2 separate regions of the Homo sapiens genome follow, and region 2 is linked to region 1. Evidence: chromatin contacts called from ENCODE POLR2A ChIA-PET data. All regions are on one chromosome and are shown on one strand. Each heading gives the region's core, a stretch centred on a gene start or an enhancer-like site at or near the end of the contact. The rest is flanking DNA. Distances are from core to core; before and after follow the strand shown. Region 1 holds the start of INHBA (inhibin subunit beta A). Region 2 holds the start of DBNL (drebrin like).

Evidence for each region. ChIA-PET counts read pairs that join two places held with the same protein, here RNA polymerase II (POLR2A).
Region 2: POLR2A ChIA-PET joins it to region 1 with 5 read pairs in PC-3. The contact joins the promoter of DBNL here to the promoter of INHBA in region 1. POLR2A ChIA-PET finds 5 or more read pairs at or near these places in 2 of 52 experiments (AG04450 and PC-3).

Annotation. Positions count from the first base shown.
Region 1 is chr7:41,698,002-41,705,941 of GRCh38, forward strand. It overlaps INHBA (inhibin subunit beta A), which reads right to left and starts at 5,089. Exons shown (of 3, transcript NM_002192.4): 1 at 5,004-5,089; 2 at 1,986-2,516. The coding sequence starts at 2,373. The region is part of intron 1 of INHBA-AS1 (INHBA antisense RNA 1); the gene reads left to right. RefSeq lists an enhancer at 7,130-7,219.
Region 2 is chr7:44,041,211-44,049,150 of GRCh38, forward strand. DBNL (drebrin like) reads left to right here and starts at 3,492. Exons shown (of 13, transcript NM_001014436.3): 1 at 3,492-3,610. The coding sequence starts at 3,528. It overlaps LINC00957 (long intergenic non-protein coding RNA 957), which reads left to right. Exons shown (of 3, transcript NR_072982.1): 3 at 3,043-3,086. RefSeq lists a silencer at 3,532-3,751 and an enhancer at 3,690-4,190.

The DNA.
Region 1 (7,940 bases), core at 3,839-6,338:
CCCATTACAAATCTTAAACTTGACTCAATGTGAACGTCCAACGAATCGCTTTTTCAAAAGTCGCTCATTTTTTTTCAAACTAAACACCTAACTGAGAAGTAAAAAAATGACAAGATCTCATACAACTGAGAGAAGACTGTCACAGAAAGGAAGACCACACATAAGAAAGAATGTAAATGGTCAAATTTTTTCACTGCCAAATCTCTAAATGCTAAGAGAGTGATTTGCTATACAAGTCCAGTAAGTCAGAAAGAGGGGCATATTGCTAGTAACGGTAGTGCGGTTAAAAGTGGTCAAAGGCATAGGTATACTTAGTCATATGACATGGTTAAAGGCAACTGGATACGAGCTGTCATTGAATCCATCATGTGTGGAGGTTGGTATACAAAGACAGGAAGCAACCCTCTAGACCACTGAAATCTGTTTCACATGCACAGCCAAATATTGTAAATATTTTCTTTTTTACCTTTTCCCACCATGAAAAGTTGAGAAAAAAAAATGGGTGTCAACTTGAAAAGTTCCAACCTAGCTTTCTTCCTCAAAAAGCTCCAGAAGATAAAGTCCTAATGATCATGCCTTTTGGGGCTGGGTTAAGAAAGAGCTTTAGGGAAAGAAAGTAGGATCTTCCCTAAGTGAGAGAGGCTTCTGGTGAGAGAGCCAAACTGGGAAGCTTGTAGGACACCAGGGCTTCTCCTGCAAGGGGAAGCCACACAGCCAGCAGGCTATCTGCACCCCCGGAAAGATGCCCTGGTCTTTCATGGTTTTCTTGAAAACAGAACATCTGAGTCAACAGGTTTTCAGATTGGAAATTCTGAGTGTTGCCTTAATTGTTTATACTGCTGCGGCAAACTTTTAAACAAAAATGCTGGGAGTCCCTGCACATACTTTACTGGCCATATGCTCTACCAAACAAAACAATGGCATTCCTTTCAAATGGAGTTGGCAAAGGATGCAATTCTTTAGCCTGGCATTACCATGAAAGTAACACGGTATTAACACATCTGTGTGCCTGACGTGCATGGGCTTGCAGGCATGCAAAGGATCTGTGTCACTTAACTATAAAAATAGCCTGGCTCCAAGTCCATGGGCCCATACTTTTGACAGGTATTGCTATTCAGCAACAGGTTAGTGTGGTCCTGGGCCAACGATTAGAATCTATTTATTAAAGTTCTTCCTCTTAAGGATTGAGTGAGTTCAGCGTAGTATCTGAGAGTACTTTGTCAAGGTTGCGTTCCTTGGCAGAGAGCTCTTAGTAACTTTAGAAAGAACAAAACTGGTTGTTTTATTTATTTTTTTTTCTTTCAGAGAGCAAAAGTCAGTGTCCCAAAAGTAACTGCTGGTTCAATGACAACTGTCCCCCAAAGTAGCTCTTCCCTGTCTTGAATGTGGTGCCTGTGCACTTATAGACATTTTCTAAAGGTAAAAATGACTGTCACTCATAAATATGCCCTGCTTCTCCAATGTGGCCCCAGATTGGACTTTTAAAGGGGAAGGTTTGTTTTAAGAGAGTGACTTCATCTGTGCCATTCCACTCCAATCCTGGTACATTCACCCCTCTACCCTCAATAAAAACTTGGATGGGGTCCGGAAGCCTCCTCTGCTCCCCTAGCACCCGAAAATGCCGCGGCTTTCCTCCGGCTGCTCAGATCTGGTTTCACAGGCAGGGCAAGGCAGCCCCTCACAGTCTGCCTTCCAGCTCAACATTGGCCCCGAGCTTCCTCTCTGTGTGACCCGCTGGGTTTAGTAAGTGTAAGCCAGTCATCTCCAGGCAGAGCTCGACCGAGAATTCCTTTTCTGTAAAGTCCTCTCCCCCTCCCCTGCCTGCCCTCCGTCGGCTAGTCCGCTACCATCACCTAATAACTAATAACCTTCCCAGGCAGTTTCCAGCTGAAGGGAAAAGAAGTTCCTCCTGGGACTGTCAAAGAAATATATTTTACCCTCCCACCCCCCACCCCTCCCCACCCCCTGCCAATGCCAGCACCAACCTGACTCGGCAAACGTGATGATCTCCGAGGTCTGCTCCATAAGTTCATTCATTTCTGCCCTCCTTCCAATGTCATCCTCTATCTCCACATACCCGTTCTCCCCGACTTTGCCCACATGAAGCTTTCTGATCGCGTTCAGAAGCGCCGCCTTGGGTACCGGCTGGGTGACATCGGGTCTCTTCTTCAAGTGCAGCATGTTTAAAATGTGCTTCTTGACGGCCTCCACCATCTCTGGCTGAGAGTTGGGTACATCCTTTGGGAGGGCGGCCAGCGCACAGGACGGACAGTCGGGGGCCGCGCTGTGCCCCTCGGATCCTGGGGTGGGGGAACTCCTCACTATAATCCAGCAACTTGCCAACAGAAATCCTCTCAGCCAAAGCAAGGGCATCCTGGCAGCAAAAGTTGTTGTGATTGCCTTTTTAAAAGGCCCTGCTTTTCCTCCCCCCTCACGCGCAGGTTTTTTTGTGTGTGTGGATTTTTTTATTTTTTTTTTTGGTGTTTTTTTTTTCCTTCTCCTCTTCAGCAAATTCTCTGGAACAAGAACAAAAAGTTTTCTGTGAAGTTTTGTTTGCAGGTTCCTCTCTGAATGCAGTCAGTGCTGTAGGTTTGTGGCTGTCAGGGAGGAGAGTTCTGACTGTCTCCGAGTAAGAGAGAAGGAAGGAGGGAGGGAGGGAGGGAGACAGGGAGGGAGGGAGAGACAGGGTGGCGGGGAGACAGACAGAGACAGAGAGAGAGGATGGGAGGGAGACAGAGACAGAGAGAGAGGAGAGAGGGGGAGAGAAGAGAGAGGGAAAGAAGGGGGAGAGAGAGGGAGAGAGGGAGGGAAGGGAGGGGGAGAGGGAGAGAGGGAAAGGAAGAGAGAGAGAGAGAGAGAGAGAGAGAGAGAGAGAGAAAGGATTGGCCCTAAGTAAGTGAGTGAATGGAGAGGGAGGGAGTTTGCTGTGAGTAGGGCTGTGATTAGGGAGGGAGGGACAGCCCGTTTTCTGACAGGCTGCTCTCCTTCTGCTCTTAGCTTCCTCACAGACACCTCTCTTCAAATATCACCATTTTCGGGGGTTCTACTTTCTCTTCTAAAATAAATTATCCTAATTTTGTTCACTATTTTTTTTTCTTTCTCTGCCCAGTCTCCTGGTTTCACCTTCTTCCTTTTTTGGAGGGGAGAAAAGAAACCCCAAACAAACACAGTGTCTCAATCAATAGGGATGAATTGATTGAAAAAGTGTTCCCACCGCCCCTCCACCCAGCCAAGCCACAGCCCTAGGTGGTAGAACGCCCACCTGGCCACGTGGTGGGGCAGAGGGTGCAGGGAGGTCCAGTGGACAGGTAGTGGAGGTCAGGGAAGAGGGACTCAGGGGTAACAGAGGATTGTTCTGGCCTGATGGGATCCAGGGGAGATGGTCCTTTCCCCCAATTCATTCATATTTAAATGTTCAGGTCATCAACACTGGCAGGCAATCTGAGGAGAGCGCAATGGAACTTTTGTTTGGGGTCATATAATACACTCCACTCTTCCCAACTGTGAAATGCAGCAGGGCACTGAAGGACCAGAGGGCAGGCAGCCTGTCACAAGCCCAAGTTCCAGAAGCGCTTTCTCCCCGTCGCGTTCAGCTGCCCCCTTCTGCCGGGGACCCACTCACTCTCACACATTACAGCCTACCACCACTCGCCGGACTTCACAGATAAAATGCAAAATTCTCTTGGCCTTTCCCACATCCTTTTATAAAAAGAGTGCACTCGTATGACTTGAATAACTGGTCCTATGGGAAAAGACTCTCTAAAATATATTGGCAAATTATTTTTCTCTGTCATGTGGTAGTTTTTTCAGCTTGCCCCAAGCCTGTCCCGACCAGTGCATTCATAGACAGCCTCCTTGACTGCTTCTTTTTCCCTCAAAGGAACAGTGCAGATGAAATCATCATGGATTTTAGTGTGCACAGAAAAAGAAAAATGTGAATTTTTTAACAATGCCTTTCTAAGGCTTAAAAAAAATTCTTCCCCCTCCCCTCTTTTTCATTTTCTGTCTTATTGCTTTTATCTTGCAGAAGAATCTTTAAGGGGTCCATCTGTTAAAGCGTTCCTTCCCTCTCGGTTTCTTTCCCACACATAAGCCCTCTTGGTTTCTGAAGATACACTCAGCTTATATCTGACACCTAGTGTGTTCATAGCATTACAGTCAAGCAATGCAGTTTAGGTGGAAAGAGTTAATAAATATCATTACTACAAGATAAGATCTGAGTGCAAGGGGAAGAGGGCAAGAAAATTGTGACACTAAGTTATAATTACAGTTTGCACAGGTTAACAATGCTTTCTGAATTATATATACTGTCCCCTTTTCCAAAACAACTATTTGTAAGACTTTTTCTGTTACAAGTAACCTAACACCTTTGGGGTTTCAGCTCCAGAAACATCAATTACTCCACCATTATTGTTAAAACTTTGTCAACATTGCCTAAAAAGCCTCATATTTTTTACGGGGATGGTGAAAGAGAATGGGGGAGGCAGGGGACATTTGTGTTACAATGGTTTTATAAAAAATCTTTGTGCTATAATACTTAACATCATCCACCTATTTGGAGTCACATATACAGTACCCAAAATGTTTTGCAGTTCAATTAAGTTTTACAAGAAAGTCTGAAATACAACCAAAAGTTTAATGGCTCTAAACAACTCAGGAGTCCTAATAGCAGCATTTAGATAAGTGCAACTTATCAATATTTGGATTCTCTCTGCATCTGAGTATGTGTGTGTTCCCTGAATTTACTGTTTGCGAATGTAACTCTTAAAAATAGCTTTCTCTTTGGCATATGTACTTGTATATATGTGCTGAGTGGCTTGTATAAACATATAATCTATTTGCATGCTCTAGGACTATTAAAAGCTGTATTAACCTGCCTGAATAATATAAAAAGGTACACATCACAATGCACATTGGAAATGCCAATTAGTTGTAAAATTCCTCCTAGCTTTCCTATCTTTGAATGTGTAAAGAGCTCAGAAGTAAGAGTTAAAAAGCATTACCTTTCTGGTCCCCACTCTTCCACCAGCCGGCTCTTGTATCATGTGGTAAGAGCTGTCTGAGCTCCTCTTCATGGTATTGGCACTGTGAAGTTTTATACTGTACTACTTATTTGTACACCACACATTGGTACCACTGAAACAGAGGAGGGCTGGGGCTTTGTTTGGGATTGGTTGGAATCAGCATGACATCAGCGGATGACTGGTTTTTCCAGTGTGAGACATTTCATAATTCATTATCTAATGGAAAGCCCTTCCTGGCTTCTGAGACACTACTGGGTGATGCACTGAGCCAGTGAAACCTCTGGCTAGGATTACTCTACCTTTTAGAAAAACATTGGAATCAAATAGATATGTCTCAATGAGTGTGTCCAACTTTCAACTTTTACTACTCGCACACACGTCTCGTTATATTCAGGTTCAGTTTTATGTCTTTACATAAAACATCTGTTACTTCATGAAGTTGCTTCTATTTACAAAGTATTTTATTGTTTCTTTCAGGAAAGAAAATTGGTAGTGTTCTTTATAGGGATTCTAATTTTATATTTTTAAAATAAGCTATTTCATTGAGGAAAAAAATTGGGAAAATCTGTATAATCATATGATGATGGTCTCCCCCGACCCCAACCAACTTACACTATTATTTTACATCTTGAAATTGAATGCCTGCTTCATAAATCAAGAACTTTGGAAATAGTAATTCTCTTTAAATGAACTTCATAAGTATCCTTCCCAGGTCTTTAGAATCTCATTCTAACTAACCAAACACACACACACACACACACACACACAACAACAACAACAACAAAAACCCTCATGCATCATTCTTTTTTACCAGAACTTCAACTCCTATAATTTCTAAATTGTTACAAATATAACAGCAGATTAATGAAAAGAAGTGAACACTCCTTGAAATAGGGGTAAAGCTGGTCAGGCTTTTTTTGTGGGGGAGGGGTGTTGGCAAGTCTGGTAAATAACACAGGAGGAAGGGGTCCTCTGACAAGAACGGTGAAGGGTTGTTTGAAGGACTACAGTTGAAGCATAAGCCCAGTTCTCATGACAAGTTGGATAAAATGTGCAAAATTGGGAGCTAATGAGAGCCATATGACCAGATATGTTGTTTTGTATGCAGGATTTAACATGCATAAAATAAACTTTTCACTGTGCCCACAAGCAAAATATAGAGGCTCTGGCCTCCTGATGTGTGGCTTAAGCAGGTTCCATTAGGACACCAGAAGTTTTCTGTGTAAAAGGGTCTCTCTTGGCTAGATACAGAGAAAGTGTGGGTGCTGAGCTGCATGGGGGTGGGGGGAAGGAGTATTCTAAGAACTGCATATGCAGAAATGAAGTAGGAAAAAAATCATTAGGTTGTAGAGGAAGAGAGTGAATCTGAGTGGCGAAGACAGAAATAGGATTAATGATGGTGAACTCCAAACCTGCCCCTCAGCTTAGCACTGGGTGAACTCAAACCCTTTATAAGAAAGAAACTTCTCCACCCTTTTTGCTGAGAATTAGTGGAGTCAATGACCTTCAGGGCATCTAAACTCACCCCTGACCCACACATGAACCCTAGTGTCCTGAAAACATCCCCTCCGCCTCCACACAAAGTAGTGTGTGTGTGTGTGTGTGTGTGTGTGTGTGTGTGTGTGTGTGTGTAGGTGACGTGGGGTGGGGGTGGGGGGCACAAAACAAACCCAGATCAGATCCCAGTTCCTCTGCTCACTCACCGTGTAAACTCAGGCCTCAGTGTTCCCATCTATAAAATGGGATCCATGATATGAACCTGTGGGGGTCAAGTGCAGCTGTCAGATAATAATAAGTGATACTATTTCTGAGAAGCCTGGTGGCTGTTCTTAAACATGGGTGTCACAGGAATCTGCAGCTCTCTGACCAGAGGAGCCACAACACAAGTGTGACTCTGAAACTCCGCTGGCCATCTGATGCCACCGAGTGCCCACCTGCCAGGCCAGCCTACCAGCCGTGCTGCAACCCCTCTGCAACCACCTGCACCACAGTGGCAATGCCTCCTCCCTCGGTGCAAATCAAGGTGGGGGTGGTGGAGGAAGCAGGCAGGTTAAAATAGCTTCTGTGGAATATTCTAGACTGGGAATCAGCTTTTCCCTGCGGAACTCAAGGGCCCGGGGCACAAGCTGGTCAGCCCAGTCCTGACCAGAATCTCCTTCTCCTTCCTTGGTTTGGTTTCTCTTTCACTTCCCCCTCCCCCGGAGCTTCCCCGCACCCCAGGCCCTTCGGGTCCCGGCTTCTCGGCCCTGCTACTGTACCTTGAGCAGCACCTGCTGGCAGCTTCCAGGGATCACGCCGGAACGCGGCCGCTGCTCGAGCCCAGCTCGCAGGATGCCTGGAGCCAGGGCCAAGCCGGTCTAAGCGGCAGCCTCTATTTTTACCCTGAGCACCAGCAAGGGCAACTTCTTTTAAGAGCAGCTCTTGATTTTTTCCCCCCTTTTGGCAGCTAAAGAATTCAGGGAGGGGAAAAAAATCACTGTTCAGTGAGTGCAGCTGGGAATCTCTGAACCCAGCCCTCAGTGCCAGGGAGTGAAACCACAGCAAATGTCAGGGAGCGGGACCTGCGGAGGGGCCGGCTGGCTCCCCGCGGACAGAGGCGAGCCGGGAGCGCTCGCGCACCAGCCAACTGCCCCCTTCTGAGTGCGGAGCGCGGTCCTCCAGCGACTGCACTAGCAAAGTGGCCCGCTGCCACCGCGTTATTCACCTAGTGGAGGCGGCCTGATTTACTGGCGACTTCACAAACCCAACTCCACGCTGGAGCATTTGCATGGCTCTGTTCTCGCCTCGAGGAGCAGCCACTAGCGAACCCGGTGGAGCAGCTTGCTGCGAGAAGGAGCCGGGAGGGAAACTGTGGTACCTTATTTTACTGTAATTGCAAAAGGAACGATGTGCCAGAGATTTATATTTAGAAGTTGT
Region 2 (7,940 bases), core at 2,242-4,741, 2.3 Mb after region 1:
ACAAGCAGGGCAAACTGTTTATTCATGAATGAATGAATGAGTGAGTGAATGAATGACTAGAATTCTTAGCCCTTGTAATCCTAGCACTTTGGGAGGCCGAGGCAGGAGGATCACTTGAGGCCAGGAGTTTGAGACCAGCCTGGGCAACATAGTGAGACTGTCTCTAACTTAAATTTTAATCACACACACATTCTTTTGGGGGGGGGGGGTGCGGGGCACGGAGTCTAGCACGGGGCCCAGGCTAGAGTGCAGTGGCGTGAGCTCACTACAATCTCTGGCTTCTGGTTCAAGTGAGTCTCCTGCCTCAGCCTCCCCAGTAGCTGGGATCACAGGTGCCCACCACCATGCCAGGCTAATTTTTGTATTTTTAGTAGAGATGGGGTTTCGCCATGTTGGCCAGGCTGGTCTCGAACTCCTGACCTTAAGTGATCCGCCCGCCTCAGCCTCCCAAAGTGCTGGAATTACAGGCATGAGCCACTATGCCCAGCCACATTCTTAACCTTAAAGGGCTCTCAATATGGAGATAGAACACTGGAGTCGAAGTCCCAGCCCCCTCTGTCGCTCTCTCTGAAGCTCAGTGTTGTCATTTGCAAGATGAGGACAATATAGCATGCAACCTCACCTTCAGAAAAGACTCCATGGACTTTGAGGCCAGAGAGTTGCTCCGGAACAGGGTGTTGGTCTTTTGTTACTTGGTCATAAGTAGGCGTTTTCCTTTTGATTTGGTTCTAGGAGGTTAGTGTGCATTGGCGTTCTGTTGCCTGCTTCCAGCCCCTATTCTCCTGCCTCAGGTTCATTAGAAAAGACTGAGTTTGGGGCCGGGCAGGGTGGCTCACACCTGTAATCCCAGTACTTTGGGAGGCCAAGGTGGGCAGATCACGAGGTCAAGAGATCGAGACCATCCTGGCCAACATGGTGAAACCCTATCTCTACTAAAAATACAAAAATTATCTGGGCATGGTGGCACGTGCCTGTAGTCCCAGCTACTCAGGAGGCTGAGGCAGGAGAATTACTTGAACTTGGGAGGCAGAGGTTTCAGTGAGCCGAGTTCGTGGTCACTGCACTCCAGCCTGGCTACAGAGTGAGATTCCATCTCAAAAAAAAAAAAAAAAAAAAGAATGAGTCTGGCCCCTTTTTGTCTTTCTCTCATCCTCTTTGCCTTTCACCATGTTATGATGCAGCAAGAAGCCCCTCATCAGATACTAGTGCCATGACCTTGGACTTCCCAGCCTCCAGAACTGTGAGAAAATAAATTTCTGTTCTATGTAAATTACATAGTCTGTGGTACTTTGTTATAGCAGCACAAAACAAACAAGACAACAAGCAACAATCATGTGAACAGAAAGAAAAATGGGCATAACAAATGAACCATGTTTTTGTCCAAATTAGGTTCACAAGCCCTTATCTGCACCATCCAGACTCAAACACCTTAAGATTTTGGTAGTTCATTTGGTAGCAAAAACTGACCTTAATTGTCATGAGGATATTTAGAGTCGTCTTATATTCCACTTAGCTGATTATTCACACATATCACACACTTAGCTGATTATTCACACATATCACAGCAAAAGCATGAACATGTCTGATTACCAGTTCCTGTCCAGATCCTGTGATAAGGGCTTACCCAGGACATACATGGTATAACTTTTCTGAAATCTTAGATTGAATTCCAAAGCACATCTGGACTTAAGGGATTGTGGATATATACATATATATACTATATGTATATATATACACATATGCATATATATACATATGTGTATATATATACATGTGCATATATACATATACATATGCATATATAATATATGTATACATATACATATGCATATATATACATATGCATATATACATATACATATGCATATATACATATGCACATATACATATACATATGCACATATATACATATGCATATATACATATGCATATATACATATATGTATACCTATACCTATGCATATATATACATATATGTATACCTATACCTATGCATATATATACATATATGTATACCTATACCTATGCATATATATACATATATGTATACCTATACCTATGCATATATATACATATATATGTATACCTATACCTATGCATATATATACATATATGTATACCTATACCTATGCATATATATACATATATGTATACCTATATCTATGCATATATATACATATATGTATACCTATACCTATGCATATATACATATATGTATACCTATACATATGCATATATATACATATATGTATACATATATACACACATAGTATATATACATATACACTATGTGTGTGTGTATATATATACACATATATATACTATGTGTGTGTATATATGTATATATATACTATACTTTTTTTGAGACAGAGTCCCGCCCTGTAGCCCAGGCTGGAGTGCAGTGGCGCTATGTCGGCTCAGTGCAAGCTCTGCCTCCCTGGTTCACGCCATTCTCCTGCCTCAGCCTCCCGAGTAGCTGGGACTACAGGCGCACGCCGCCACGCCTGGCTAATTTTTTGTTTTAGTAGAGACGGGGTTTCATCGTATTAGCCAGGATGGTGTCGATCTCGTGACCCCTTGATTCGTCCACCTCGGCCTCCCAAAGTGCTGGGATTACAGGCGTGAGCCACCGTGCCCGGCAGGATTTATATTTTAAGGAGGCAGGGGAGTTATTCTCCATGGGAGGAAATAAGCCGTGAGCTGCCTTGCGCTTTGGCATGTTTCTCTATCATACAGATAAGAAGCTAGTTCAGTCAAGTGTATGCAGATTTGTGGATGGAAAAACTGGTGCTCCCAGGAGGAGGGGAGCAGATTGAGGAATTACTGACACCTTCTAGGGGCGACCAGCCAGATGTGCAGGTGAAGCACAAGACAGGTTCTCTTCATGCCTCCACTATCCTGGCCTCGACCAAACTGCAGAGGGAAAAACTCAGGTGAGAGTGAGAAAGCACAGTCACTTTCAGTTAGGTTTGTAGCGGTGTGATCGTCACTTAGCACTCATTTATTCGTGTATTCATACATTTATGCATGTTTCTTTCACAGATCAAACTGTTGAGGGTCCACAAACAGGCTGAAGACCTCGTCTGGAGGGAGACTGCAGTGAACCCAAGATCGTTCAAATAAGCGCATCGACATAACAAGATTTAGAAAAGAATAAGCACGGTGCTGTGAGAGCAGCTAGCGGGGGCTGGACTGGGTCCCTGCGGCCAGGCTTCCAAGTCGAGCTGCCGTTTGGGTGGGACCAGAAGACGGGCTAGTCTGCGCCCCAGGATCCCTCCCTGAGGACAAACAGAAGGCCGGGTCCTCCCTTCTCCCGCTTGTCCTTCGGCATTCGCGGGACCTGCATGCTAGACCAGCTGGCCGGACAGCTCGCTAGGACCCGCGGGTGCGGCTGGCCCCTACCATTTCCGCTTCCTGCCGTGGGGCGGGGTTTCCGGTTGTCGGAGGCGAGGCTTGTCGGCTGTCAAAGGGGCGGCCCGGCCCGGCCCGGAAGCTACAGCAGCGGCGCGGAGACTGCGGGGCGGGCCATGGCGGCGAACCTGAGCCGGAACGGGCCAGCGCTGCAAGAGGCCTACGTGCGGGTGGTCACCGAGAAGTCCCCGACCGACTGGTGGGCGGCGAGACGGGCCAGGGTCGGGCCAGGGGCTGCCTCAGGGGTGGGTCTGTCTGGGGCGAGCGGGGGACTCGGGGGGAGCGGGAGCGCGAGCGCGGAGCGGTGCCCAGGCAGGTGGCCTGGGGCTTACCTGTCTGCCCCTCCACACCGCAGCAGGAGTGCTGTCTCACCCTCGTGACCCCTTGCCCCGCCGATCGTGGACAGGTTAAACCCGGCTTGGGGGGACCCAGTGAGTCCCCGCCCCTCCCCCTGTCGCTCGCCACCCACTGTGGGCTTCGCGGGCTTCCATGTTGGATCCTCGGCCTGGTCGTGCTTGCTAGCTTCGCCAGGTTCTTCTTTCCAGTCCTGGGACTTCCCTGGAGAAGGGGTTCCTGCACAGCCCTCTCTGAGAAGGCGGAAGCCACGCCCGGTTTTTTTGCAAACGCTGTGTTCGGGGATGGGCATTTGAGAGCGGCCTGGCAGCCGGGCTGTGAATGTGAGCCCTGCCCTGGGGGCTTCAGACGAGGAGCTCAGGGATCTGGGTTCTTGGCTGTCTGTGAACGTGGACTTCAGAACTTTCGTTTCTCCAAAAAGTGTACTCTTTCTTGTGCCTGAGCCATGGGAAGATGTACGAAAGTAGGATGCTCGCTATCTATTTGGGAAAAGGTCCCATTTTCCCTCTACCACCCAAGATATCCTCACTTTCCTCTTTGCTTAAATTGTTTTTACTGACCAGTTTTGAGAAATCCCAGTTCTGAGAAATATGCTGAGTATGGTGGGCTAAGGTGACCAACTTTGGGGAATAGAAACTGGGCCTTGGAGTCTGAGTCGTGGTGGGGCCACACTGTGGTCAGCACTGAGGCCCTCCCAACTGTCTTCCCCTTGTGTGGGGGCCATCTCCACTTGTGTAAGTGCTTTCTCATCTCCTCTGCTCTCCGTAGTGCCCAGCACAGAGCGGCTTTTATGCAGTGTACTATTGTGACCCTGAGGATGTTATGGCTTTGCTTTTTCCTCAGCCCTGGGCCATTAGGGGAAGAGCTTTAGAACACCAGTTGCTTGGTTCTATGGGGTCTCTGTAGACTCTCCTGTCAGGTCTGAGTGCCCTGGATGGCACTTATGCCAAACAGCACATCTTCTGTTTTGGAGGCATCTAAAGAAGGATATCTCGTCATTTCCTTGGTGGGGTTTTCTGCCTGCTTTATAATCCCTCAGATTTACCCACGTCAGTCAGTGTTATTTTTCTCAGGAGAGTTTCTAGATGTCAGCCCTCTGTTTTGCCTCTCTCCTATTCCTGTTCGTGTTTCTCTTAGACCTCTCCTGTTACTTCAAACCCAGTCAAAAGTATCTCTGCAATGAGTGCCCCATTTTCATGTCCACATCATACCACTTGGCTTTAGAACCCAGAAGAATCTTTGCCCCTCTTCAGCCCTGCCAAATTAAAGATTTTGCTTCTTAACATGCTCTTGATCACTCTGTTTACCCTGGCAGACTTACCTAGGAGCTTCCTGGCACTCCTCATCTATCTCCCTTCCAGGTCTCTCTTCATCATCAGTCTTCTCAGGAACCATCACTGGTTTGGGATGATGCCTCCCAGCCCACCTGGCAGTTTGGGCTTCCCTCTTCAGACCTCCTATGTTCCTAGCCTTTCCTTGGGCTGCTTACGAGAGCTGTCTGCTACCACTCCTGGCCCGGTGCTTACCCACCCCATCTACTCTCTGTCCCTCATGAGGGTTGTGGAGCCTCCTCTTTCCCCTCATGAAGTCAGAACCCACCCATCTCACTGGACTCATCTGCCCAGACAGCCATGCTATGCTCCCTCCCTACCTCCAGGCTCCTGCAGCACTACAGGTTGTGTCACTCAGCAGCATAACCCACTGACCTCCACCCTCATCGTCACAGCCATTAAGGTAGTTACTCAGCAGATACTATGTGGCAGATTCCTGCACACTGCGGAAAAATATCTGGACCATGTCACTTCCGTGTCTGTAACTCTACAGTGGCTTCCTGTTGCATGTTGAATAAAGCCTAGACTCCTTGCCCTGCTGATGCCCTGCATGACCCAGAACCTACCACCCCTTTCATTTACCACACTGTGGCCACACCTGTTTGTCACCACTCTGGCCGTCTTTCTCTTCCTCAAACTTACAAGCTGGTTCCTCTTCAGAGTCCTTGCTCTGCTGCTTCCTCTGCATGGAGCACACTTTTTCCACATCGTCCCAGGTGGCTCCCCAGCCTTCACTTCTTGGCCCCGAGGTTGCCTTCTCAGAGAGGCCTTCCTTGATTCCTAGCTCCTTGTTTGTAGGCACTTTTTCCCATCTTTCTGTTTGACTTCCTTCAGACACATGCCAGACACAAAATATGCTGGAAATCCTTATGGATTTTCTTGTCACCTTTATCTCTTACTAGAAGGGGTGGGGTGGGCTCTGTCTCTGTCCTCGGTGCTTGAGGCACGGTTGTTACATGTGGCAGATGCTTAGATGAAGGATGGACCAAGTCATACAGAAAAAGTGGTAGAGATATCAGAGGAAGAAGAGGTGGTCTCTAGTTTGGTGGGTCATAAGAGGTTTCACACACACAGTGCTGGCATTGGGGAGGGCAGATAGAGTGGGGAGCAACCATGACATCAGCTCTCCATCTTGGATCTGTCTCCCGCCCCTGCTTACTCCGTATCTTGGCATGGTTTGTTCTCACCTGGTTCATGTGTCACCTTCAGCACCTGCTTCACTCTCTAATAGTACGTTAGTGTTAGGTGTGTGTTTTTTCTTCCGTTAGAAAGTAAGTTCCATGGGCAGGACCTTTTAGGGATTGTTCATAGCTGCATTCCTGTAACTAATAAGCAGTAGGCTCTCAGTACTTATTTTCAAAGGCACTATTGAATTATAAGATGCTTGACACTCCATATGCCTTGCTGTTCAGAGGCCAGTGCACCATGTTTTTTCATGTTGATTTGAAACTTCCTTCGCCCTTCTTTCAAAAGGCCTCTGAACTGGGAATGAGCCTCTGCGCTGGGAACATTCTTAAAGGTGGCCTGGGGTAGAGAGGGATCAAGTCAGAGGGATAGGTGGCAGGCATTGAGCTTGGCTCTTATTATATTAGCTGCTGAGTCCCTTTTTTTTTTTTTTTTTTTTTTTGAGACAAGAGTCTTGCTCTGTCGCCCAGGCTGGAGTGAAGTGGCACGATCTTGGCTCACTGCAACCTCTGCCTCCCAGGTTCAAGTGATTTTCCTGCCTCAGCGTCCCAAGTAGCTGGGATTACAGGCACCCACCACCACACCCAGCTAATTTTGTATTTTTAGTAGAGACGGGGTTTCCCATGTTGGCCAGGCTGGTCTCAAACTCCTAACCTCAGGTGATCCACCCGCCTTGGCCTCCCAAAGTGCTGGGATTACCGGCATGAGCCATCGCAGCTGGTTGAGTCCCTTCTTGCAAGAGCTGGGTTGAGCTGCCATCTTCTGTTACCTGCTGCTTGTGCCAGCTTGCTATCTTCTGGGAGCCAGGGCTTTGTGGCCATCAAGAGGAATGGGCTTCTTTCCTCCAGGGAGTTCCCCCCAGCTCATGCTGGCAGTGTGCCACCTCCCAAATCTTTCTCTTGTTTTTCTGTGTTCTTTTCTCTAGTTCCTTTTCTCTGAGTGTTTCTCATTCAGTGTTTCTCTCCTGTATTCTGTCTCCCCTCCTGGTAAGGAGTGCCTTTTCCCGGAGGCCTGTCTCCTCCCTACCAACCAGATCCACTGGGCCTGGGTCTAATTTCTTCCATTTTTCTGAGGCATAAGTATCTCTGCCCAGTGGCACTGGCAAAGCCCTGGGGAAGCCAAGTTGAAGCTGATTTGGTTCCTGTCCGACTGTTTATCCCTGGAGCTTCTGTCTGGCCTGCCTCAGCAGGCCTGTGCTTTAGAGCCTGGGGAGATGACACACACTGGACTGGGTTTTGCCTTTGACTTATAGTCCAGTGGGTCAGTGCCTCCAGCCCATGTCCAGCAGCCCTGCTGGGGATGTTCAGTTGCTGCAAGGTTCATGCTATTAGCAAGCCAGAATGAATCTTTACCAGAGTTTTGTTTTTGTTTTTGTTTTTAAGAGTTGGGGTTTCACTCTGTTGTTTGGGCTGGAGTACAATGGCATCATCATGGCTCACTGTAGCCTCGACCTCCCAGGCTTAAGCAATCCTCCCACCTCAGCCTCCCGAGTAGTTGGGACTACGGGCATATGCCACCACGCCTGGCTGATTTTTGTATTTTTGGTAGAGACAGGGTCCCACCATGTTGCCCAGGCTGGTCTCAAACTCCTGGGCTCAAGCGACCCTCCTGCCTCAGCCTCCCAAAGTCCTGGGATTACAGACACGAGCCACCCACCTG